Regions from separate parts of the Homo sapiens genome. Here region 1 is linked to region 2. A link is a loop called in an ENCODE intact Hi-C map of the cell type or tissue named here. Cell type or tissue: IMR-90. All regions are shown on one strand. Links, peaks and the distances in the headings refer to the core of each region. The heading gives the core; the rest is flanking DNA.

Region 1 (12,287 bases), core at 1-8,000, 130 kb after region 2:
GTACCAGAGGGAAAAAATCTCCCTTCTGCATTTCAGCTCCTCAATTATCCGAAGACAGCAGGTTCTGCCATCTCTTCCTTTCCTCATCCATCATTTCCCTTGATTTTCTTCTCCTGACCTGGTTTCCAGCTGTGGTCTTTTAGGGCTGAATAGTGTGAACCTCTCTTCTCTCTTCGCAGTGTGATTTTTTCACAGCTTATGGTCCAACTTGTTCTTTTAGTAGATTTATATTTAAAAAAAAAAAAAAAAAAAAACTGGGAGGCCAAAGTGGGTGGATCATGATCATGGTCAGGAGATCGAGACCATCCTGGCTAACACGGTGAAACCCCGTCTCTACTAAAAGTACAAAAAAAAATTAACCAGGCGTGGTGGCGGGCGCCTGTAGTCCCAGCTACTCAGGAGGCTGAGGCAGGAGAATGGCATGAACCCAGGAGGCGGAGCTTGCAATGAGCCGAGATCACGCCACTGCACTCGAACCTGAGGGACAGAGCAAGACTCCAACTCCAAAAAAATAAAGAAAAACTGGCTTATATTGAAATTATGGTCAGTGTTAGCTTCTCCATTTGCTACCGTTGAGTCACATCTCCTTTGCACTGTGCTTTTTCACCCATACTTTCAGTTTGTAAAGTATTTGTAAGCCGTCTTCCTATCTTCTAACAAAGCACTCCCTTCCCAGCCTTCTTTCACTGATACACTTGAGAAACCTGCTTTCTGTGTCTTAATTAAATTTCTAATAATAATGTCAAATAAGATGTGAAAAGGTATATAATCCAGCAGTACAACACTAGAGAGTTCTTTTGTGGGTTAACAGCACTCCATTAATCACAGGTGTTCAAGCACTTGTGAGTCTGCCTGACAGAAATAATATTTAACTGATAATTTCTTTTGCTTTTTCTCAAAAATGTCATGAAAGCCAGGCGTGGTGGCTCAAGCCTGTAATCCCAGCATGTTGGGAGGCCGAGGTGGGAGGATGGCTCAAGGATAGGAGTTTGAGATCAGCCTGGGCAACAAGTCATCACCCTGTCTTTACAAAATTTAAAAATTAGCCCGTCATGCTGGCACACTCCTATAGTCCCTAGCTACTCAAGAGGCTGAAGAGGGAGGATCACTTGAGCCCAGGAGTTCAAGGTTATTTTGAGCTAAGATCACACCGCTGCACGCCAGCCTGAGCAACAGAGCGAGACTCTCTTGAAAATTTTAAAAAAAAAAATCATGAGAAACTGACAAATTCCTTCCATTTAAACATCTGATAACTTACAGCATGAGCTTTATCAGAATATTGTATGTATATATTCACATAGATTATATAATGTCTCAGCTGATCTATGGTAAAGGGTAAAGCCTTACCTAGGGATTTGGGATTTTTTTTTGGCTTTAGGGGGTTTTTTTTTGGTAGTTTCAGGTTTTTTGGTTTTGTTTTTTTGCACAGACATTTTCTTTGCTCTTCTAAACCTAACCTTTTCCACTCAGACATTTCGACTCTCAGGAAGTGACTTCTTTTCCTCCTTCCTACTCCTGCCTCCTCAGGCTTCATCCTGTTTCCAAACCCTCTTTGATTTGTTCAAGGTGCCTGATTCTCTGTGTTCTATCCTTGAGTTCAGACGACACTCAAGCAGACAGCCTTACTCCACGGATCAGCCATTTATATATCTGGTAGGCAAGAGAATACTCTTCTGTCCTCTGACTTAGGATTTAACTCATGATGCTTGCTATTTTCTTACCTACCCTTCATCCTTTGTTTAGAGCTCCAATCATTATAAACATTCTCATATCCTGTTCTCTGCTATTTGCACATCCCAGTCACATAGGATCACTAATAATAGAAGCATTTACTCAAAACCAAGGTGGTCCCCATGCCTAGAGGCTGAGAATCCCAAGAACAGATTATAGTACAATGATGATCTGGTTAGACTTAGTCATACAAACACATGACAGCTTCCACTGTTGAGATGCTGATAGAATCAGGGCTGTTGTAAGGGCCCAGGAAAGCTATTTGTCCCCAGCTTCACGTTCCTAAAGTCTTAAAATCTAGACTTTTGCGTAAGGGGTGAGGGGGAGTTCTTGGGTGCTTTTCCTTTAAAAAAAAATTTTTTTTTTTTAATTTACCAAAAACTTCAAAAGCAAAGTGACTGGGCCTCTCTAAACCTCTGAAGCCCTTGTTATTGTCTAAGCATTTCTTCATTTTGTTTTATTCTCACGTACAACCCCATGTTGAGAAGGAAGATGCTGCCTGGGACATGGAACCTCTGGGGCCACTGATAAGGGGGTCTCAAGCTGGAAGTTGGCCCACTACTCAAAATTTTTGGCTGTGTTCTTGAATACTATAGCTTACCCCAAGAGGACTTGTGGGGAACAAGAATGAGAGGGTGAACTAGAAAGAAAGGTGATTAGGCATTGTCCACCCCAAAAGCAACTCCTCTAACAAAAGAAGGAGCTTAGAGCAGTTTCCATGGAGAGGAGGAGTGGCTGTTTATCATGGCTGGCCCTCTCATTAGCTCATTACCAAAAAACCTCAAGGGAACAACTAAGAAAAGGTTTTGGGATTAAAATCTGTTTAAAGAAATATCCGGAAATAGGGTTTCCCATAAAAACCTTGCCCATTTTTTCTAAATTCTGATTTTTTTCCTTTTTTTAACCAATAATTTTTGGCTTATTCTACATATCTGGTATTTGACTCTTTGTCAAAAAAAAAGGAGGAAAGAAAAAATAATAGGACTTGAAAGTTTCTTTCTTCATGCTCATCCTCCATTTGACGCACTGTCTGGAACTTAGAATTTAATCGAAGCATCTGTTTTTAAGTTGATCGGTCTTATTTTCTTCGGGGCTTTTTAAAAGTATGAAATCATGAGGCATTTTCTTTATTTTCTTTATTCATGTGGCCTGCTGGCCAGAATTTCTTTAACCAGGTAATTAAATGCTTCTCCTCATAGTCTCTCTGCTCTCTCCCTTCTGTCCTCCAGCCCTGATGTGAAAAATCAATAACCTCATTATCAGTATCTGCAGATGGGAGCTGAGCTCTCAGTGCAACATCTCTGCTCATGAGAATCCGTGGCTGGTACTTACTTTCCCTCGCCTCTTTTCTGGGCTCTACATTCTTAGAGCCTTATTTTCCTCCAAAATCCTTTCTAGCCAGAGAAGGTTTTTCTCAACTGATAAGGCAAAGTCTATGCTTTCCATCTTCTTGGTAGTTGGATTAAATGGGAGAAAAATGGGGTACAATTATATATGTAAAAAAAAAAGAGGGACAGAATTATGATCCACAGGGGAAAACTGAAACGTAAGTGAAAAATGACATGAGAAACTAAGAGTAAGTATATCTTGTTTACATTTTCTTTATTTCACTATAAAATATATTAGGGTTTTAGTCTTAAACTTTATTATTTTTGTCTACAGTCAATAAATGAGAACCAGATTGCAGATGGCAATTTTTGTACGATGGAAATTTTTATTTGACCATATAATTAATAGGATTAGTAGGATGTGATGGCAGAAAATAACTTTCCTAGAGATGAATATGCCTGGTAACTAGCAGAGCAACAAATGTAATTTCAAAATATAAACAGCACAAAAAAAAAAACAACTCAAAATGAATTAAAGACTTAAATGTAAGACCTGAAACCATAAAACTCCTAGGAGAAAACAACAGGGGAAAAGCTCCTTGACATTGAGCTTGGCAATGATTTTTTGGATTCGACCCAAAAACACAGGCAACAAAAGCAAACATAAACACATGAAACTACATCAAACTAAAAAGTTTCCTTACAGCAAAGGAAACAATCAACTAAAAACACAACAAAAATGTGTGCAAACCATATATCTGATAAGGGGTTAATATCCAAAATATATAAGGAACTTACAATTCAGTAGCAGAAAAACAACCTGATTTCAAAATAGGCAAAGGACCTGAAGAGACATTTTTCCAAAGAAGACGTACAGATGGCCAGTAGTGAAAAGATGCTCAACATCACAAATCATCAGGGAAATGCAGATTAGAACCACAGTGAGATATCACCTCATACCTTTTTAAATGGCTATTATCAAAAATTCAAGAGGTAATCAGTCTTAGTGAGGATGCAGAATAAAGGGAACCTTTGTACACTGTTGGTGGCAATGAAAATTGATATAGCCATTATGGAAAACAGTATGGAGGTTTCTCAAAAAATTAAAAATAGAGCTACCATATGATCCAGCAATCCTAATTCTTGGTGTATATCCACAGAAGATGATGTGTATCCACATCAGAAGATGATGTATATCCACCACAGAAGATGGTGTATATCCACAGAAGTAGTGTATATCAAAACATCACACTGTACACCTTCCAGTATATACTATTTGTATTTGTCATACATCGGTAAAGCTGGAAAAAGGTTAAAGAAAAATAGAAACAAACAAAAGAAAGAAAGTGGGCTCTGAAAGGGAAAAAGAAAACACAAACAGCAGCCATCTTAGTGGTAACCAACAAAGTGGAAGGCAGGTTGGTTTAGGTTGTTACCTAAATGTTCATCCTCACACTGCCCAACCCATCTGTTTTCCAAATATTCATTAAATTCAGACAACTACAGAAATGTAGGATCATTTCTCTCTAGAGAGTTGTCAGTGGAGTCATCCCATCTTCTTCCATACTAGACTGAAAAAAAAAAAAAACATGTATTTTAGGAATAGATCCCAGCCACATGTCTCTCACTGTCTTTCATTTTCTTCTTTTAGCTCTGTTACCAATATCACTGATGAGTACCCTACAATCAATTTTCAGAAACTCAGATACTCTGATTATAGAAGCAGCTGATTTTGTTCCAGTACGGTTTCTCAACCAGTGGTTTATGATCCCAGTTGACATTAGCAGTCTCTCCAAACTAGGGGTCAGCAAACTCTTTCTGTTAAGGGCCAGACAATATCAGGCTTGGGGGACAGCCAGCTAGTCTCTTTTGCATCTACTTAGCTCTGTCATTGTAGTACAAAAACAGCCACAGACAATATTTAAACAACATGGCTGTGGTTTAATAAAAGTTTATTTACAAAAATAAACAGTGGACTGGATTTAGCCTATAGTTCATACTTTGCTAAACCCTGCTCCAGACCATAGGGGGAATTGGTAAAAATCAGTGAAAAATTTTTCCAAAACTAAAGGCAGAAGTGTTTCAAATTAGGTAAGATATGTGGTCCATATGTTCTATGACTTCATTTTTAATTTACATTTAGTTTATGGTTTTAATTTTTTTTTACCTAAAACTCTATAACAAACTTTCATTTAATTTGAATCCAATTTGTAAAAAATAAATTTTGACTGGGCACAGTGGCTCATGGCTGTAATCCCAACTCTTTGGGAGGCCGAGGCAAGCAGATCGCTTGAGCCCAGGAGTTTGAGACAACCATGGGCAACATGGCAAAACCCTATCTCTACAAAAAATACAAAAAATTAGCCAGGCATGGTGGCGAATGCCTGTGGTCCCAGCTACTTGGGAGGCTGAGGCAGGAGAATCACCTGAGCCCAAGAGGTAGAAGCTGCAGTGACCCATGATGGTGCCACTGTACTCCGCCCAGGCAACAGAGTGAGGCCCTGTCTCAAAAAAAAAAAATGTTTTATCTGAACTTGACAATCTAATAATAAAAATTAGTGACAATCAGTTTACTGAAATGTGACTTTTTTTTTTCCTCCTCTATAATTTAGGCCTTGGAAAACCATTGCAGAGTGAATGGAGGCTATTCAGGCCTAAGGGATGTTTACCTTCTTCATGAGAGTTATGATGATGTGCAGCAGAGTTTCTTCCTGGCAGAGACATTGAAGTAGGTGAAAATTATTCTAAAACCATGTGGCTAAGGTACCTGAACAGATCTTTGTAGATGTCTTTATCATGAACACATTCAAGTAATATCAAGTATGCCTGATTCAGAATATCAGGCATGGCTATAATTGCAGGTATATTCTCAATAACTAGGTTCAGTGACTTGGTACTGCTAACACCAAAGCACTGAGTAGCTGCTTTACCCCATGTTAATGAGTATAACCCCTCAGGGTTTTGATATATTTGACTCTTGTCCATGTTTCTTGGTAAGATGAATGCAGACATTGATGTGGTTTTTGCTGTGTGTTTGTGGTTTCACTGCCTGCCTAGTGTCTTGGGCCTCATATACTTATGTTTCTCTCACCAGATATTTGTACCTAATATTTTCTGACGACGATCTTCTTCCACTGGAGCATTGGATCTTCAATAGCGAGGCACATCTTCTCCCTATCCTCCCTAAAGATAAAAAGGAAGTTGAAATCAGAGAGGAATAAAAAGACATTTTATATTTTATTCTGCTCCATTCCCTTCACTGTATACCTTAATAATTCCTTTTCTGGTAATCAGGCACATGATGAACTTTGATTAGTAGGTCTGTGATTAAGTTCTTAAATTGTTTTGCAGTCTTTTATGTTTATTATCATAGGTATAGGTGGACCTAAATTCCTTATCATATCCTTTATTAATTCAGCCAGTGTATCCACCAGTTTTTTGTTTATGTTTTTAAGTAACCTATTATCTCTGGATTTCATGAAGGTGTAATATCGTTTTTGTTAAACTGAATAGAATTGTATAGCGATGACCTCTTAATTATAATTTGATTTGACTGCAAAACTTTTTCCTCCTCTAAGAGGAGATGATGTCTGCTTTAAGCTGTAATGTTTTGCCATGTTGCAAAAAGCCATAATAATAAGTATAAAAAAGCTTTTTCCTTTACAATTTCATGTTAATCTGGTTTGTCTGTCCACCAGAGACAGATCTTCTGTGACAGCCTCCTTATGCAGGTCTATCATTATTTGATAGAATGTCTTCTAAAATACTTCACTCACATTGTAATTCAAATTAGAAAGTCATTCCAAAAGGATCATGTCATGTTGACCTCATTTCATCGGAACTGCAGTATATTTTTGTTGGTTAATTATATTAGTGTTTTCTATTTTGTAAATGTGTCCTTTAATTTTACTTTAAATGCCCTGTGTCATTTCTGGATTATATACTAGTTAATTTCTTCCATTCCCCACTACACAGAGAGGTGAGCTTTCAAATTTTGCAGAGCTCTGCTATCACTGAATTACATTTATCTGAAGAAAATAGTACAACTTAATGGATTAGCTTTTGGGTTTAACTGAATATATGAAGAAATTGGGTCTGTCTAAAGAGAGGGTATTTCATATGGCTTTTAGTTCACTTGTTTGTATTTCATCTTGATTTTTTTCTTTGGAAAATAAAGCATTCTATTTGGTTCAGATTTCTCAGATTTGAAAAAGGCTCTATCTCAGATGTAGTAAATTATTTCCTTTCAGTTTGTGAAAGCAGGATTTGACTCTGAAAGAAGCTTTGCCAATTTTACTTATTCGTGATCAATCAAGGAAAATCTAATAAATTTTAGGCCAAATAAGAATATAGCATATTTAGTATGGTTATAGTCAACACAGAGATCACAACTTAGAAGAAATATAAAGAAATGGCCACTCCCCATCCCCCACAGTCCTGGAGTAAATCAAAATCAATATATGATTCTTTTAAACATTAAGTTTGAAATAGGAATGGTTTTCTCAAGAATAGATTTGGTGTGATACCTTGTGTTTGCTTACATTGGCCCACTATATATACATATATATTTATGTAGATATACTTCCATGAAAGGGCTAATACGATGCATATACTGAAGGGCAAGGACTTTGACCATGTCAATTTTCAGCCGAGAATGGTCAGAAAGATCAGTACAACCCCATGGATTAGGCTGAAACATATGAAATTGCTGCATTTGTAGTTTAAAAACTGTCAGCAGTTTCATATGGTTCCACCTAATATTATTGAAGACAATTATTTTCTTAGCTATCAATAGGCTTAATAGTTTTAGTTATTTTAGCTTTTGAAAGTGTTTTAAAAGATTTCCTTTATCGGACAGGACCATCTTTATGACCTGCTTTCTGTTTTTCAATATCATACATTGGTGTATGTCAAAGAATAAATTAGTAAAATTAGTAAATGAAAAAGACTCTTCCGTACATCATTATTTCCATGCTAATGTGTGTCTGTGATCCAGAATAACTTCTCCCACTCATATCTTCAGTTCACCTAATGAAATGAATGGATAGCAAGAGCCCTTTGTTCCCAGGACTTTAAGGCAAAATATTAAAAATTATTGCCAAAATTAAGAATATAATGTTTGTATAAATGTCCTTGAATTTGCCATTTAAATTAACTCATTTTCTTTTCACTTTGATTTGAAAGCTGATAAGTATTTCTGCAGCAGATAGAATATTAAAATCAGGTTGTGTGTACACACTGCACTATGAGGTACCTTGGTGTCCTGGTGTGAATAGACAAGAAGCTGTACTATATGTTGCTCTCTCAGTGGCAACAATGAAGTTTTTGCAATTCTAGAACTTGGATTTTTTTTTAACAAAAGTCCCAAAACACCAAAAATGTAAACAAGATAAGAGATTAATATTGTAGTGATGTAATTTAATTAAAGTTATATTTTGGGTTAATTTTAACAACTGAAGTCTTATTGTTGAAACTTATTTTCAACAAAACTGTGCAGTTAAATTTGTATACGTATTCACATACTGAAAGATGAACCGTTAAAATAGCACTTAATTTTGTGTTTCTTCAATATGTCTTGATATACTTTGTGCAATTAATATTACACATGTAAGTTGTATGGCAGTTTACAGAACTCAATGACTTGTCATGAGGTTTTCATATGAGCTACACATTGTGTACATTGATTGTTTTTTATTTTTACATAAATCCATTCTGTCATTTTCAACTTTATATATAAATCTCCAATGTTATGGGAAACAATAGATTGACACATAATTTTTAAAAATTATATTTGTAAAATTTCTCTATTGTGAATAAAGTCTTTTAATATATCTCCTCATTTGTTATATTTTTCTCCTTTTTAGTAGGCTTTTGTATATCTAAGGGGTGAGTGCCTTCAGTTGCAAATAAAAATATTTGATCCTAACAGCATTTCCATACCACACCTGTAGGGTCTTGACAAGGAAATATTTCCCATTAAGAAACTTTACATTGCACATAATTTTGCATATACAGTGTTTGGGTAATCAAATAACCTTTATTAACGATCTAACATATGTTCAACACCAGGACACAGAGGCTAGAAGCTTTGATGTCAGAAATAGCACAAACTATGTTCTTTGTTCATAAATTTGCAATGCAGCTAAGAAAATGAGATTAACCCCACACCACCCCTCAAAACAAGACAAAAATAGCATTTAGTTGTGTTAAATTACAAGCTAAAATTCTATATAAGTTCATGGGAACAGGAGGTCCATAGCGTTTGAGTGGTCAAAGAGGCTTAATAGAAAAAGGAGAACTTATGCTATAGAAGATCCTCCGAAATTTTTCAAAAAGCCCAGGTTCTAAGTTCTTCAAATTCGTACTGTACTTTTTAGAATATTTCAGATATTTTGGTTGCTGTTGCCACTGCCTGGAACTTGCTTTCCCTAATATTTTTATAGCTCATTCTTTATCAGGTCTCTGCACAATTGTCACCTCATTAGAATGGCTTCTTTGACAAATCAGTGTAAAATTCTCTCCACCTTTTGTCCCCTACCCTATTTTATTTTCTGCTTAGCATTTGCTGTATTACATATTTATTTCCTTATTTATGTCTTTCTAACCCCTTAGTATGAAACCCCATGAGAAAAGAAACTTCAACTGGCATTTTCCCCCATTTCTCTGTCTAGTGCCAAGAGTATAGTTCACAATTGAGTGAGAAAGTGCATGAATTAGGAAACTCGATCTTATATTCATAGTCTTTGCTACAACTATTTGCAAATGTCTTTCACTGAGCAATACACTTTTAAAAAAAATATTAAAGTACATGTTTGTGACTAGAATCAACTCTCAATCAACAGGTTATTTTTAATCCACTTACATCATGTAAAATAAAGTAAGGCATGACTCCTCCAATAGTTTTCAGTATTCAACAGCCCATTATTGTTTTATGTGACTTAATGTCACAGTCCCTGCCACATATGTTAAACAAAAAACAAAAAACGATTACAACAGCACCAAAGAAATTAGCTTATTACCTAACAGAGTCAAATGGGAACCTTCTGAATTAAATTATGGTAGCACAAATTGATGTTGGTTGTGTTCATGTTGTTGGTTACAGAATTATTAAAATTTATTCTAAGCATGGTGTTTATGTATACTATCAGCCATCAACACAGAGATGGCAGCTTGGCAACAAATACATCTAATGACTGATAATGATATGTAGATGGTTGCTTGAAAAGTTTTTCAAAGTTAACAAGATAAAATCTTTTTCATTTGAACATAGAGTTCATATATAATTGCCATTCGAGGCTCCCTACCTTGTGACTGAAGAGTGAGGGCAGGAAGGGGAGTCTTAGGAAACTTTTTAACTGATTTTATGGCCTGAAGCCTCCTTTCTATTTTTTCCAGGCTCATTCCATCCTCCACACTAGCCAATACATGAGTCACAGTTTTCAAGAAATATTTGCCAGGCATCAGATACATATTTAAAGTATTGGAATTACAGGGGAATGTAGACAGCATTTAGTCCAACTCTCATTTTAAATATGAGGAAATGGGGATTTTCCCAGCAACAGGAACTGTTTTTCTATCCTTCCTCTGTGCTGCCAGACACAGGAATATGGTAAGATTTCATGCTAATCCTAAAAATACAAAAAAATTAGCCGGGCATGGTGGCGCATGCCTGTAATCCCAGTTACTTGGGAGGCTGAGACAAAACAATCACTTGAACTCGGGAGGCAGAGGTTGCAGTGAGCCAAGAACGCACTACTGCACTCCAGCCTGAGCGACAGAGCCAGACTCCACCTCAAAAAAAAAAAAAAAGGCCATATATGAGAGCATATGTTATTTCCAACCAGCCACTCCAAAATAAAGGTATAATTTCAGAGTTCACCCTTAGGAATTGGTCTACTGCTGTGTTTCTTTCTCCAGATGTGGGCTACAGTTTACCTAATCTGAATCTCAGCTAAGGTTTGTTAAAATGCAGATTTCAAAGCCTTCCCCCAAATTTAACAAATCAAAATTGCGATGGGGTCCTGGAATACCCATGTTTAGCCCTTTGTGTTATTCCTACACACACTAAAGTTGAAAACAACAATTTTAAGTTCTAGGTAAATGGAAATTCCAAGACTATCAGAACAATTAATGAGTTAATTAGCGAATCATGACAAGAATATGTACCTTTTCCTGCATTTTTGTCTCTACCTCAAGGTTTAAGTACAATTTGACATAACTTTGGTCACTTTGAAAACACAGATTCTTCCTTTTCTACAAAAGCATTAGTCTGCAATAAGCCATACACCTAAATCTTTTAGAAACAGATTTACACTAGATTCTTATACATAATTCTTTCTTATTAGGGGAATCTCAAAAGTATTAACTACAATCATGCTTGTTTTTATTCAGCAATTGTTTCATTGGCTTTCTTTTCCCAATAACTGCATTTTTAAGTCATTTTTCAAATTGTTTCTACTGTTCTTGTTGATTTTAACATGAGTGTCACTTGCACAGACTACACGGAATTTCTAGTTTGGCTATATATCATGTAAATGTATAAAACGTTCTTGGAAATGACCTCTGAAAAATACCTTCATTTCCCCCGCCCGCGTTTTTACATTCATTGCTATGCTAATTGTCAAAGATTTGTTGGCTTGCCATTATTATGATTACTTTGAGTCCCCTTAAAACATGCCATTACCGACAGAATAAATTAAATGTGTATCACAGATCCATTTAATTCCCCAGTGAATGCAAATTACCGTGAAACGTTAGAAAACAGTGATAGATGTATAGTTTCTAAAAACTTTTACACATACTGGGATATTTTGGCCTTAGGCTACAAGCACTTACTAATTCACAATTCTGCAAACAGGGTCATAAAATGTACTGCTTTTCAAACAGTATTTTCCAAAATCATTGGCACCTGAGAGATTTTTGTTTTGTTTTGTTTTGTTTAACTCTCCTAGGAGAAACAAATGAATGATTCCCATTCACAAAATCTTTGGGAACTTTATTCCTGACTTTCCAACTCTTGGCATTCTCTGTGGAAAATAGAAACACAATCACCTCGCTGAACCAGGATGGGAGGTTCCATTACAACTTCTTGAGGGAGGCACGATGCTATTGGTTCCCTTTCATGTATGTGACAGCTTTGGCTTGTTATGACCCAAGGCTCTCTATTTAATAAGTGACTGAAGGAGAAGCAAACTAAATCTCTTCCTTCCTGTGCAAAACCTCTTTACC
Region 2 (12,537 bases), core at 1,632-9,631:
AATTCATAATCCTTTAATTAAGAAAATAGTGATTTCTGGCCTTAATTCAAAAAGGAAATGCTTATACTGTGCAAGTCTCTTCTTTAACAGCTTTATTCATAATTGCCAAAACTTGGAAGCAACAAAGATGTTCCTCAATAGGTAAATGGATAATTAAACTGCAGTATATCCAGACAATGGAATATTATTCAGCACTAAAAAGAAATATTATTCAACACTAAAAAGAAATGAGCCATCAAGCAATAAAAGGGCATGGAGGTACCTTAAATGCATGTTGCTAAGTGAAAGAAGTAACATGGCTACAATATAAAAGGCTACGTATTTTGTGATTCCAATTATATTTTGGATGAAACAAAACTATGCAGACAGTAAATTACTGGGGATTGGAGAGAGGGATGAATAAGCACAACATAGAGGATTTTCATGGCAGTGAAAATACTCTATGATACTATGGTAGTAAATACATGCCATTATACATTGTCAAAACCATTGAAATATACAACACTAAGAGTGAGCCTTAATGTAAATCATGGACTTTGGGTGGTAATGATGTGTCAGTGTAGGTCCATCAGTTGTAATAAGCGTACGATTCTCGTGCGTAATGTTGATAGTGAGGAGGTTGTGCCTTTGGGGTACAGAGGATATATAGGAACTTTGTACTTTCCACTCAGTTTTGCTGTGCATCTAAAACTTCTGTTTAAAAAAAAGTCTGTTTTAGAAAACATACACACACAAAAGAAAGGATAAAAGGGAAATACTTGTGCCCTACAATTCTCCTCTTGCTAACTGAAGAATGGGGCTTGACTCTAGGGATAGCTTGTTTCAAAAAAAAAAAAAAAGAATAATAATAATAAAAAAATGTAATTTAAAAAGGTAACTATATCTGACTTTGCTCATTTTAATGAAATTCAAGCTAATTCATTTTCATCGATCACTAAATAATTAGTAACTTTATTAACTACTAGTAATACTAGTGATAACCTCATAGTATTTGTAAAGTTTAAAAAAGGAATCTAAAAGAAAAAGCTTAGTCTTTATAAGGTTGACAAATCTATAAACAAATCTTTTAAAGATAGCACATTTCAATTTTAAAAATCATTTTGTCACTGCTGCAAAAATTAAAATGTGAAAATTTGAAGTTGTGGAATGATATATGTATGAGTTAGAATGTTTGGGCTTACCTTTTTATTACAAGTATTAAAAAAAAACTTTTGAGATTAGACATTACATGAAAATAGTATTTGTTTTCTATGGCACACTTTTTTAGCTCTCCTTAGGATATTAAGGGAGCATCTGTGATATCCCAGCAAGGAATACCTTTTTTTGGCTGGGCATGGTGGCTCACTCCTGTAATCCCAGCATTTTGGGAGGCCAAGGTGGGCAGATCACCTGAGCTCAGGAGTTCGAGACCAGCCTGGCTAACATGGCGAAACCCCGTCTCTACTAAAAATACAAAAATTAGCCAGGCACCTGTAATTCCAGCTGCTCAGGAGGCTGAGGCAGGACAATCGCTTGAACGCGGGAGGTGGAGATTGCAGTGAGCCAAGATCGCGCCACTGCATTCCAGCCTGGGCAACAAGAGCAAAACTCCATCTCAAAAAAAAAAAAAAAAAAACCCACAAAAATGAATATCTTTTTCTCTTGATCACTAAAGATCTGTAGTTGCTGATGCTTCCCATGTTGGGAAAGCCCTGTAAGATCTTGGCCTGGGGACCAAGTGAGGGAGATCACCTGTCACCACAGGCCTGCAAGGGGTCACTTGCTGGCCTCACATTGACCACAGAGGTCTTAGCACAGCTAATCTAATGAATTCAAAGTTTCCGTGTTAATTAAAAATCTGCCGAATAAACAGACCAAAAACCCTGAGGTTAAACCTTTAAACACAAAGTGACAACTTCTGAACTCAGTGACAGCTTCTGCCTGGAGACCATAGTCATCAACCACAAGACAGATATTTTTGATAAGGAAATAACTACAAATGGTAGACCCTAAGCTGATGCCAAACTGTTCTATGTAAGGAAAGTGTTCTCAGCAATAGTGCTTCCTTCCAAAAAGGAATGGACTAGATATTCACCTATGAATAAGCCCTTTTCTGACCTCTAACTTTTGAGTTGCTAAATTATAATCCCTTAGAATGTTTTAGAGAAATGGACTTATATTTTGGTCAAGTATTTCTTTATTCTTTTTCTTTTCCCCTGTACCCTCTGCCATTTGGTAACAGCACAAGAGTTTTTATAAAATAATGTCAAAATTTGGCCATAAAAAAAGAGAACCATTAAATGCATATGATCCAATTTTTTTAGCTAGAACTGGAAACACTGGGTTTTCCTTAGGAGAACGAGATACTTCTTAGAAACAGAACAATCTGTCCATTACAAGTAGTGATTACTAGAATTCTCATTTTTTAAAACTGGCTTTATCAGTCATTCTGACTCTTTTTCTAAAGAAATTGCTATTGCTAACCACGCTTTCATTTCACTGGGGAATTAATGCTCAGTGGCACATTAGAATTCATGCAATAGCATTAAATAATTACTGTTTCTTTATATATCTCCTGCCAACTTAGAAGTACATTAAAATTGGCTGTAGGAGAATTCAGGACACCTCAATCTGAAGAAAATCCCCATCCATATATATATATTCTCCACTCAGTAGATAAGAGGCAACCTCGAGTACCTGGCAACAAACGAATTGCACACATAGCAACAAGAAGTCGAGTAATACAGAAAGAGGAAAGAGAAGCTGGTCCACATTAGCTCCCGTGGTGGTAGTAAACTTCAGAAAATATCAGAGCTGTAGACAGCAGCTTGGCATGAGGAGAGGAATTCATGGTTTTCCATAAATCTAGTGACAGGCCAGGTCGAATAGGACAACACCATCTTGTCTGCCCCAGTAGCATACAGGGCAGGAGGAGAAAAGTTAGGTACAGAGCTGGAGCTGAGAGCCGAAGTGGAGGAGGAGGAAGGCTGTGAGAATTGAAGGATGTAGGGCAGGCAAGGAAAGGTGGTGCTGTGAGGGTCTTCAGTTGAGCCAGCTCCCAGTCCTGATTCGGCATGTGTCATTTTGGTGCCAGGCCTGGCCACAGCTTCTCAGACCCCAGATAGAGCTGCCTTCTGTGCATGGAGGAGCAGGAGGGCTCAGAGGCCTCAGATGACTGTCTGAGGTTTGCAAGCAGCAAAAAAGTGAGGGCTCTGTTCAGTGTATAGTGGAGAAAATCAGCGTGAGAGAGTTTCCAGCCTTGCTCTTCTCTACACTACCTTGGGCCTCAGCTTCATATGTAAAACAGGGATAATAATACCCCAGAGAGGGTGTTGTAAGGATTGGATGTGTTAAATTATATCAAATTCCCCTCACAGTGCAGTGTGGTAGCTGTTTGACAAAGTTAATTCACTTCCTCCTTTACAGCCTCGGCCTCCATAACCCATGATGACGACAGCTCCTACAGTTTGATTTGTAGAACAAAATAATACTTCTAAAATGTGAAACTACTGCTCATCCAGTGAAAGAATTGTTGAGAAGCTTACACATAATGCTTTATGCACCTCAGATCTCAAAGACTTTTGCTAATTTGTGGCAAAGAGATAGCACATATGTTGCTACCAGAGCAGTCCGGGAAGCTGGCCCTGAAGGGCAGCCTATGCTAGAAGTGGAATAGAAGCTCCTCACAGAGCTATGGGAACCAGGGCTGGTGGGAAGCCACATGCCCACAGACCTAAAAACAGAGTGGTTAGTTCTAGACGCGTGCCTGTAAAGTAGAGGTTGCAGTGCAAACTGCTGGGCTGTGGGCTAACTGTGGCTCACGGATTTTTTTTTTTAACCCTTAGCCAGCGTAGTTTTGATTTTTTTTTTTTTTTTAAATAGCTTTAGTGAGGGGCTTGACTCTCGTTTTGTCACGTTTCCCATTCACTTCTAGTTGCCCTAGACCTGGTGGTTCTGTTCCTGTCTGGCCCTTCAAATGTTCTGACCCCTTTTTCGAGCCTACCACAGAACAGGGCACAAACCAGAGAGCAGACAGTGGACTCAGAACCAGGAACTGAATGTGTCCTATCCCATTGTCCTAGGGTTGCCAGATGAAATATAGCACTTTCAGTTAAATTTGAATTTCAGATAAACAACTTTTTTTTTTTTTAGTATAAGTAGGTTCTGTGTAATATTTCCATTTCCTAAATCTGGCAGTACTGCTTTATTCCCATTTATAATTCTCATCCTCGCAACCGTAGCTACTAAGTAGTGATTGTCATTGTAACATTGGGGTAAAGAATCTTGAAAATAGAACACCTTGACAGCCTTTGGGAAAGAGAGAAGGGGATACATTTATTTCAGCATTTGAAAGAGCAAAGCATGTGAATGAGTATTTGAATTTCATATGGGGTAAAATTGGAAACTATCATGGCTAGAGGGCTTTTTTTCACATACTGGGTGATGACAGCTAGAAGGTGACTGGAGGTGGCCCTCGCTCACTGAGGAATGATGTGAGGACAAGGATCATTCCTAAGACTGTCTTGGGTGGCATCTTGATACCTGTTGCATGAGAGGGTGCTAAATACTTTCAGATGTAATTGTGGTAGACTCCAGGCAGGCAGTCTTTGTGAAGGCGGAGTCACATCAGGCTCTGCACTGTCACCTCTTGGTGACATTAGCCTCTTTTCTTTCCTTTCCCGTAATTGCTCTGCCCACTCTGAGTTCAGCTAAAGGTCAAAGCATCAAAGGAAGGAGAACTTCCTTCCTAAGTTCTCCCTTATCTGTTTAACCTCCTGAAGCCTAGGAGGACTCTGAGGAGGTGGCGTGAGTGGATAAAGGTCAGCCAGGCTCATTGAGTGTCTTCTAGTCAGGTGCCCTGTCACACCTGATCTCCTCACTGTGCTGTAAGGGAGATAATACTTACTTTTTTAGTAAGCTGTATTTTCTGAGCAGTTTTAGGCTTGTAGCAAAATTGAACAGAAAGTATAGAGAGTTCCCATATACACCCTGTCCCCACACAGGCACAACCTCGCAGTCTCAGCACCTCAACCCACAGTGGTGCATTTGTTAAAATGGGTTATTCTTTTTGAAAGATGAGAGAACTAAGGGGTAGAAGGGCAGACCCTGAGGCAGCTGGCCTCAGGCTTATCCACTGTGACCTGCTCTGCCATGTGGCTGTGATAGACCGGCCTTAGTATCAGGTCTCTTGCTGCCCAGTTGTCCTTCTGGCCCTCCAGATCTTCATTCCCATAAGGAAATGTAGGTGGTGGGGATAGCATTAGATAAGCGGTGGAAGGGGTGGTTAGATTGCCGTCTTTTCTTGATCCATGGAGAAATTCTCTTCCAATGGATAAGTGAAGGTTTGGAGAAATTGTGAATTAATTTCCCCCAAGTTGCTTTTTATCTGTGTCTCTCCGTTCTGTTTTCCAGTTCCACCAAAGATTGAAAGAAATAAGGTTAATTCAATGACCCTAAAAATATTTTATCTGAAAGCTCTAGAAGTTACTTTTATATGACAGCCAAGTAATTTTAAGCAAAGTTTGATGGAAATTGCTGTCAGGCTTTTAAAATCACTGTTTTTCAAAGCATCAACCCTAAGTGTAGTTTTAAGAGAAATGGCACATCACTTTCAGGTTTAACAATCAGTGAGTTAGATTGCTCTTCCACCTCAGACCTTGCCTGAATCAGACACAGCCCCTTGTGTCCCCAAGAACAGCAGGGACATGAGTATCACTGGACCACAGAACTTCTTCCCTTTCATGACAAACAGCGGACTGTTATATAAGTGAGCCAAACATGGCCTCTGTCTGTTGGTCTCTAGGTTATTTCCTCACTGCAGGCTGAGACCCGTTAATTCAAGAGCCCGCCAACACCAAACTAATTTTTAATACATCTAATTATTTTAAAAATAGCCCGAACAAGCAGATTTTTAGCATTTAGAGCCTGCCTTACACGTTCTGTGAAACCTTACCTAGCATCTGTTGGCCATTGATAAGATAGAGCTTTGTGGTTTTAAGACACCGAGCTGCTACTGCCCTTCAAGGTCTTCTGATAATAGAGTTACTCCATCATGCTGCAAAGTGACATCACTTAGTCCTAAGCCCTCATTCCGATGCACCTCTCCCTTGGGAGTTCCTTTGTCCTCCTCCCCTTCTGCATGGTGACCTCCTCACCCTAAGCCTCTGGATGCCCTCCCATGCAACCCTGTACAAAGCACCACTCATTAAAGCTTGTTGTGTGTTAACTGCCTCTGTGGTCCTGTCTTTTTCCCAGATCAACCTCAAATCCCTCGAACAAACCCCCACTACACAGCAGTACCTTGGCACAACTAAGATTTTATGAAAGCTAGTGTATGAACCTGCATAGCTAAAGATTACCCCACATTGCCTTACACCTGGAGAGGACCTTTCTACTCTTCCTTTCTTCCTCCATCTTTTGGATACCAAATAGTTGTGTATATTTTTAAATGTATATATTGATAAAGAGCTTGTGTACAATGTAAGTTTGCCTGGTTTCACATATATTTGTCCCTCCTATTTATGTGTTATACTAGGAAAAATTATGAAGCTCTTTTAGATTGCAAAGATCACAGACATTCTTAGGTTTTTAATAAAAGTAATTATAATGCCTAAAATGCATTGAGCACTTAATGTGTGTCGGGCAACATGTTAAACTCTTTACATGCCTTGTTTTATTTAATCATCACCACAACCAGTGAGGTGTTTTTATTCACATTTTGTGTGTGCAGAAAGTGGGCTCAGAGAGATTAATTGCCTTGCTTAGAGTCACACTGACGATGGCAGAGCTCAGATATGGACCCAGTTTCTCATATGCGTTCGCCCGTGACCCGCTTTTACGCCTTACTCCTCAGTAAATGAGAAGCTTTTCTACAAGTACACATAGGGAAGTAAACAAACAGTCTCAGCAGGCAAAGAGGAAAAGGGAAGATGATTCACCAACATTCAGGACTCCACAGCATTGTTGATAGTTCTATAGCTGCTGTACAGGCCTAACACAGTTCCACTGGGGAACCATCCAAGTGGCAAAATCATCTGTACCTCAGCCTCCTCTTAACTTTTTTCTCCTTGCCTTTCTTGTCTTCTTTCTCATGGCTTTTACTGCTTCACAGCCCTTTCTCCTGTGTATTTGTACTTCTCTGTTTCTGTGTCACTCTCTGGCCTCTAGGTTCTCTCTGAATGTTTCCCAGTTACACTTCCCTAGGTAGAGTGGATGGTTGGGTTGACTCATCCCATCCATTAGTGAGAACTACACACCAGGGCGCCCCACGTTGGAGGCTCATGGCTAGCTCTCAGCAATCTGCCTTTGAGTTGGGCACCAGGCCCTGGTTCATTCAGCTGGGCCAGCATCACATCCTACAAACTACGGAAATTTTATGTAAGAACCCATAGAAGGAGGCCATAAGTGGGACTTGAACTTGTAGGCTTCAGTGAAATAGGGCAATGAAAGCCCAAAGTTTTCCTGAGATCTGTCTGGAAAAATCATGTAATTTTCAAAGACTTTTGATGTGTCTAATATAAAAATTTAAAGATTATGTGTTTAAAACTTCAGCAAATGGAAGTATTTGCTAAGAGTAGTTCTAGCAATAAATATGCAAGATATGAAGTCTATGCATACTAGGGAAATTCCAACGTATTTCTTTCTTCAGCGTGCTTGATTAGATCAGGACATTAAACTTAATTTGTTAGAAACAACAATAGAGTTGTATACAACATTTAATTAGTTTTCTTACTCTTCTATATTCACAAACATTTACTGAGTATGTAAACAGGCAGTATCTTATGTTTCCATACATTATCAATGAGATAGTAAATGAGACAGCATCCTGTATACTTCCCTTTTAGTCCTTTAGAATCTTTTCATAGTGTAGCAGATACTCAATAAATGACCTGGCCTAATTAATGAGCCCTGATGCCAATTAAGAAGAAAGTACAAATCAAAGAATCTTTTCTTATAAGCATGGAGTCAAGGGGAAGTAATACTATTTCTTTAATGCCTTATACCCAATTTAATATTTTCTGGGTTAAAATAATGGGTTGCAATTATGAAATTTTGGTCCTTTGTTTCCTTTCACACAGCGTGTCAGCTCTACCTTTCACCAGGAGCAAATATACGTATTCAGGAAGAAAACATCTTTGGCTTGCTTTCAGTTTATCTTTTTTTGTGAGGGTTTCACTACTGCATTTGAAATTTGGGCCCATTTTACTTCTACGTGGAATGTCAGGCTTTAGAACCCTAATTAAGTTAATGAAAGACTACAAAAGAAACCTAAGGAGCCTGTGAAGAGAGGTGATCAATTCTGTCCTTGTTAGTAGTTAACTTTTAGAAGTGACTTCCTTGTCCTGCCAGCTCATGAGAACTGGGTCTAGAGAAATTAAATGACTTTATCCTCATCGCCACTCAGCTGGGTAATGGCTTAATACTACAAAATTAAAAGCTGGTAGCCTTTTGATGTTTCAAATATTTGTGTAAGTCGTAAATCTGAGTTAACAAGTTGATTTTATATGTGACTTTTAAATTGAAGCTTATAGTTATTCTATGCATGTGTACACACACACTCACACAATGTCTTACAGTTAGCTTTAATGTGGTAAATCATTTCCAGAAGTGATCAGCTGGTGGAATTGGTTAACAATATGACTGTTCCTCTTTATAATTGCTGGATAAACCCCTCCCAGTGCTTTGTTCAGGGCATTTTGACCACATCATTTTCGTCTTTTCTAACTTTAACTCATAGAAATCCCATGGGATCAGGAACCCATTTTGAGAAATATGTCAGCAACTTTTGAAATGTAGGAAACTAACCAATTAGTGTCAGCTTTTCCCTTGAGGGAAGAAGATAGGAAAAGTTAATATATACTACAGAGGTTACTTTAGGAGATCCTTTACTAGTGGTACATTGTATAAGTGATCATTTTTGACAAAGCTGAAACAAATTATCGTAACTTTTTTTTCTGTTTTGATGTTCAGTATATTCCAAAAGCTTTTGAATTTATAAAGTATCTTTGGAAATTTACAGGAATGAAGAATTTACTAAATGTAGTACATTTAATGGAAAAACCAAATAAAATCAAATATAATCTCTAGGTGTTCTGTAGATTTTTTATATACCTAGTCTTTCAGAGGCTCATTGGTTTCTATTTTTCTGTGATGTGAATTTAATTAGTTTTAATATAGATTTAAAATTTAATAAACGTGATTACCTGCCATCTGTCAAGCAGTATGCAAGGTGCAAAAACATATACCACGATCATGTATTCCTTACATGCATCCTGTAAGGAATTATCCCAAATTTTCAGATAAGAGTCACAAAAACTGTGACTCATCCTTAAGTATGTGACTCATCAGTGGCGTTGTAGGGATTATAAATCAAGTCATGTGACCCTCAAATCTGTTTTACTTCTCAACAAAATTAATGTATAAGAAAAAAATCCTGAAAACACTACCATATACACATTCTTTTGATTGTTGAAAGATCAACAATCTGATTCAGTAAAGGAAGATTTTTTTTGCTGACTCATTAAAGGAAGGTGATGCAATGTGTTGGTTAATGCCATGGGCTTTGGAGTCAGGCTAGCTTGGAGATGAACCCTGGCACCTTGTCTGTGGAAAAATGTGGTGACTGAGTAAAGTTGTTTTTTAACTTCCAAACCTCAGTTTCTTCATCTCCCTAACAATGGTAATAAAACATATTTCATAGGGTTGTAGCAAGAATTGGTTACAATACTAAAGTTATAGCATTTAGCAGAGTACTTAGCAGATAGTACTGATTCTTGGTAACTGTTGGTAGTAATAGTGGTGAGTTAGGAAGGTAATTTACAAGTTGGTTAAAGATGCTGATTGTTGTGTTCAGGAACATATGAAAACTTTGTTATTAATAAAATGATACTGATCTCAATGAAGATTTTGAGTGGTAAATGGCCCGTAAATAATATCTATAACTTTGTGTGATGCTTTAAGATACTCTAAAATATGGAGCCTGATTGGAACCTTTTTCAATTATGTCCATATTTTGATTACTGAGTTCTAGACAGTTGAAGAGTCCCAATCCTTTTAAAAAATATGCATACAAAAATAATTATATGTGTTCTTTGAGTCATTGAAAAAAGTTTATACAACTAATTTATGGCAGAGGGATTTGGCTTTTAAAACCATTATTGGTGTGTAGACTCTGAATTAGGAATATACTGGATCAATCTTCAGTTACATACATATACACACATGTATCCAATTAAAGATTGATTACATTAAAATAAACAAGTTTTTCCAAAATCTAGGCATAATCACAGTGTTATTTTTTATTTCCTGTAAATATTTTAAAATACTTCTCCATATAGTCTTCGTCAGGAAACATCAAAGTGGTTTAAAGGGATAACCTGAATATTTGTCTGTATGCTGTGAGGCCAACAAAGTAAGAAGAACTTTGTGCAGAAATATAAATTTTAAAGATAGTCTTTGCAGATTTAATCTGTTATGAAAATGAACTAGATAAATGTAGACATGGTTCATGCTTTTAAGATAAGCTAAATTCCTGTTGTTGGGAACTGACTTTTGAAAATGGTATTTGCATTAAATAGGATTAAATGGACTCAAAAACGAAAACTTCCCATTTGTAAACATAAAAGGGTAGTGTGTATGTGTACCAGCATGTTTGTATGAGCATGTGTGTTCTGGTTTATATAATCATAATTCTTTTACTTAGTCATCCTTTTAACTAATGAATTTTAATGTTTTAGCCTTTGCTCTTCAATATATTACCTATTTTGTAGCAAAAACATCTCCATTCAAATTATAATCCTGTTTTTATTTTTTTTTTCAGATGATGAAACATGCTTGGAATAATTATAAAGGTTATGCCTGGGGATTAAATGAACTCAAACCTATATCAAAAGGAGGCCATTCAAGCAGTTTGTTTGGTGAGTAGATGTGCTTTGGTTTCTTAGTGACGATAACTTCTCCCCAATTGCTTGAGCTTATGGATGGTGGAGAAGTCTGTGTAACATGGCCCTCCAGGCCATTTGGTTAGGAAACTTGCACACCTGATGGAATTAGATAAGGATTGTGCATAGTGTGTCCTTCAGCTAGAGTAGTGGCTATGTGTTCGAATAACCTGCTGGAATAACCTGCGTAACTTTAAAGAGTACTGACGCCTGGGGCATACTTCTAAAGATTCTCACTTAATGGTTATAGGGTGCAGTATCATAAATTTTAGCCTCTGGGGTGATTCCTAGCATAGAAGCACTTGGTGGGCTGCACTAACTGCTTCCTGTTAGGTAAAAGCTGTGCCTTTATAGATAATCTGGGCAAGGCAGCCAGCCATGGTGATCTTCACTGTATCTCAATTTTGGCTATAGGTTTCTCCTGTTTGTACCATGGAAGAGAAAGTGAGGATGGATTAGGTTAATTGAACTTCCATTTATCCACTTTTGCAAGCTTTATTGCATTTGGTTCCCACAGCAGCCCTCTGTGACTGGTAGTGTGGGTATTAATAACATTCCATTGTGGAAGTAAGGAAGCTAAGTAACACAAGGGTGTCATGGATTCTTTGGGTCACAGAGCTGCCCAGTATCCTCCTACTGCACTTGATTTCTTTCTAATCCTCAAAATTTGTCTGTAAGTAACAGGATGAAGGGAATACAGTGTTACTCTGGAACTTCTGAATTCAACAATAGAACACTTTCTATACTTTAACTGAAAATGTTAAATAATAGCAATTCACATAATAACAGTTTCAGCACACATTTATTGAGCACTTACTGTGTGCCAAGTGCCATTCATGCATTATCTTATTTAGCCTCATTAAAATATACATTTTATAGGTGAGAAAAATGAGGCCCAGAGAATAGTTTTCCCAGAGATAGCCACCTACTAACTGGCAGAGCTGGGACTTGAACCCTGGTGTGGCTAACATTAGAGTCCATGCTCTTAATTCTGACATTTTGCTTTTCCATTTATTTAGAACCTTCCATGTGTTTGGCTTTACTTGTAGCACTGGTGATAATGAAAATAATACGAGTCTTTGCACAGGTCTTTACACAAGTCTTTGCCTAGTACACAGCATATAATATGTAAATAGTGATTTATCAATGCGCCAGGTGGTTCAATATATACTTCCATGAAATTCTGAGGAACCAGTAGGACCTCAGGTTGGGAGAAAGGCATTGCAGGGTTTGCAAGAACAGGTAGAAAGAGCTGGGAAAAGTAGAAGAAAAGAGACTGTTGGTCTATCAGAGTGACACAGTTTTGAGATGAAGAGCACCTATACCTGAAGTAGAGGCAGTAGAAGTAATTCCAGACACTTCTAAAGTAGTGTTTTTAGGACCCAGCTACCAGTTAACATGGGTAAGGGGAGGTATGAATTGAAGAGAGAAACTCTGAAACCTCATGCAGAGCCAGAGGCCTTTATTTTTTCATTGTTTATTACAACATTTTTTGAAAAAATTATAACTCCATTTTGCTTTTATCTCTATAAAAGTCTTTGGTACCATTAAGAAATCAGTTAATGTGTTAAATTGCCATAATCTTTATCAGAGGGACTATTTGGTTCTCTGTTAAAAC

The links. Peaks named below come from ENCODE experiments on the same cell type or tissue, not always from the same donor. Only the 100,000 strongest peaks of a DNase experiment are listed, where the experiment ranks them.
Region 1: it touches region 2 in a loop (12-fold over the local background); 2 of 110 quality-filtered maps call a loop at or near these places.

What each region holds. Positions count from the first base shown.
Region 1 is chr6:119,173,812-119,186,098 of GRCh38, reverse strand. It overlaps MAN1A1 (mannosidase alpha class 1A member 1), which reads left to right. Exons shown (of 13, transcript NM_005907.4): 12 at 5,672-5,787; 13 at 6,154-8,894. The coding sequence ends at 6,280. Among named protein-coding and RNA genes, the nearest start is that of FAM184A, 100 kb to the right of the region's middle. In IMR-90, for the core only: no CTCF peak of the experiment used is centred there; no DNase peak of the experiment used is centred there.
Region 2 is chr6:119,305,254-119,317,790 of GRCh38, reverse strand. It overlaps MAN1A1 (mannosidase alpha class 1A member 1), which reads left to right. Exons shown (of 13, transcript NM_005907.4): 3 at 10,799-10,895. Among named protein-coding and RNA genes, the nearest start is that of MAN1A1, 38 kb to the left of the region's middle. RefSeq lists a silencer at 4,513-4,807. In IMR-90, for the core only: no CTCF peak of the experiment used is centred there; a DNase peak (open chromatin) is centred at 9,410; H3K27ac peaks cover 358 bases.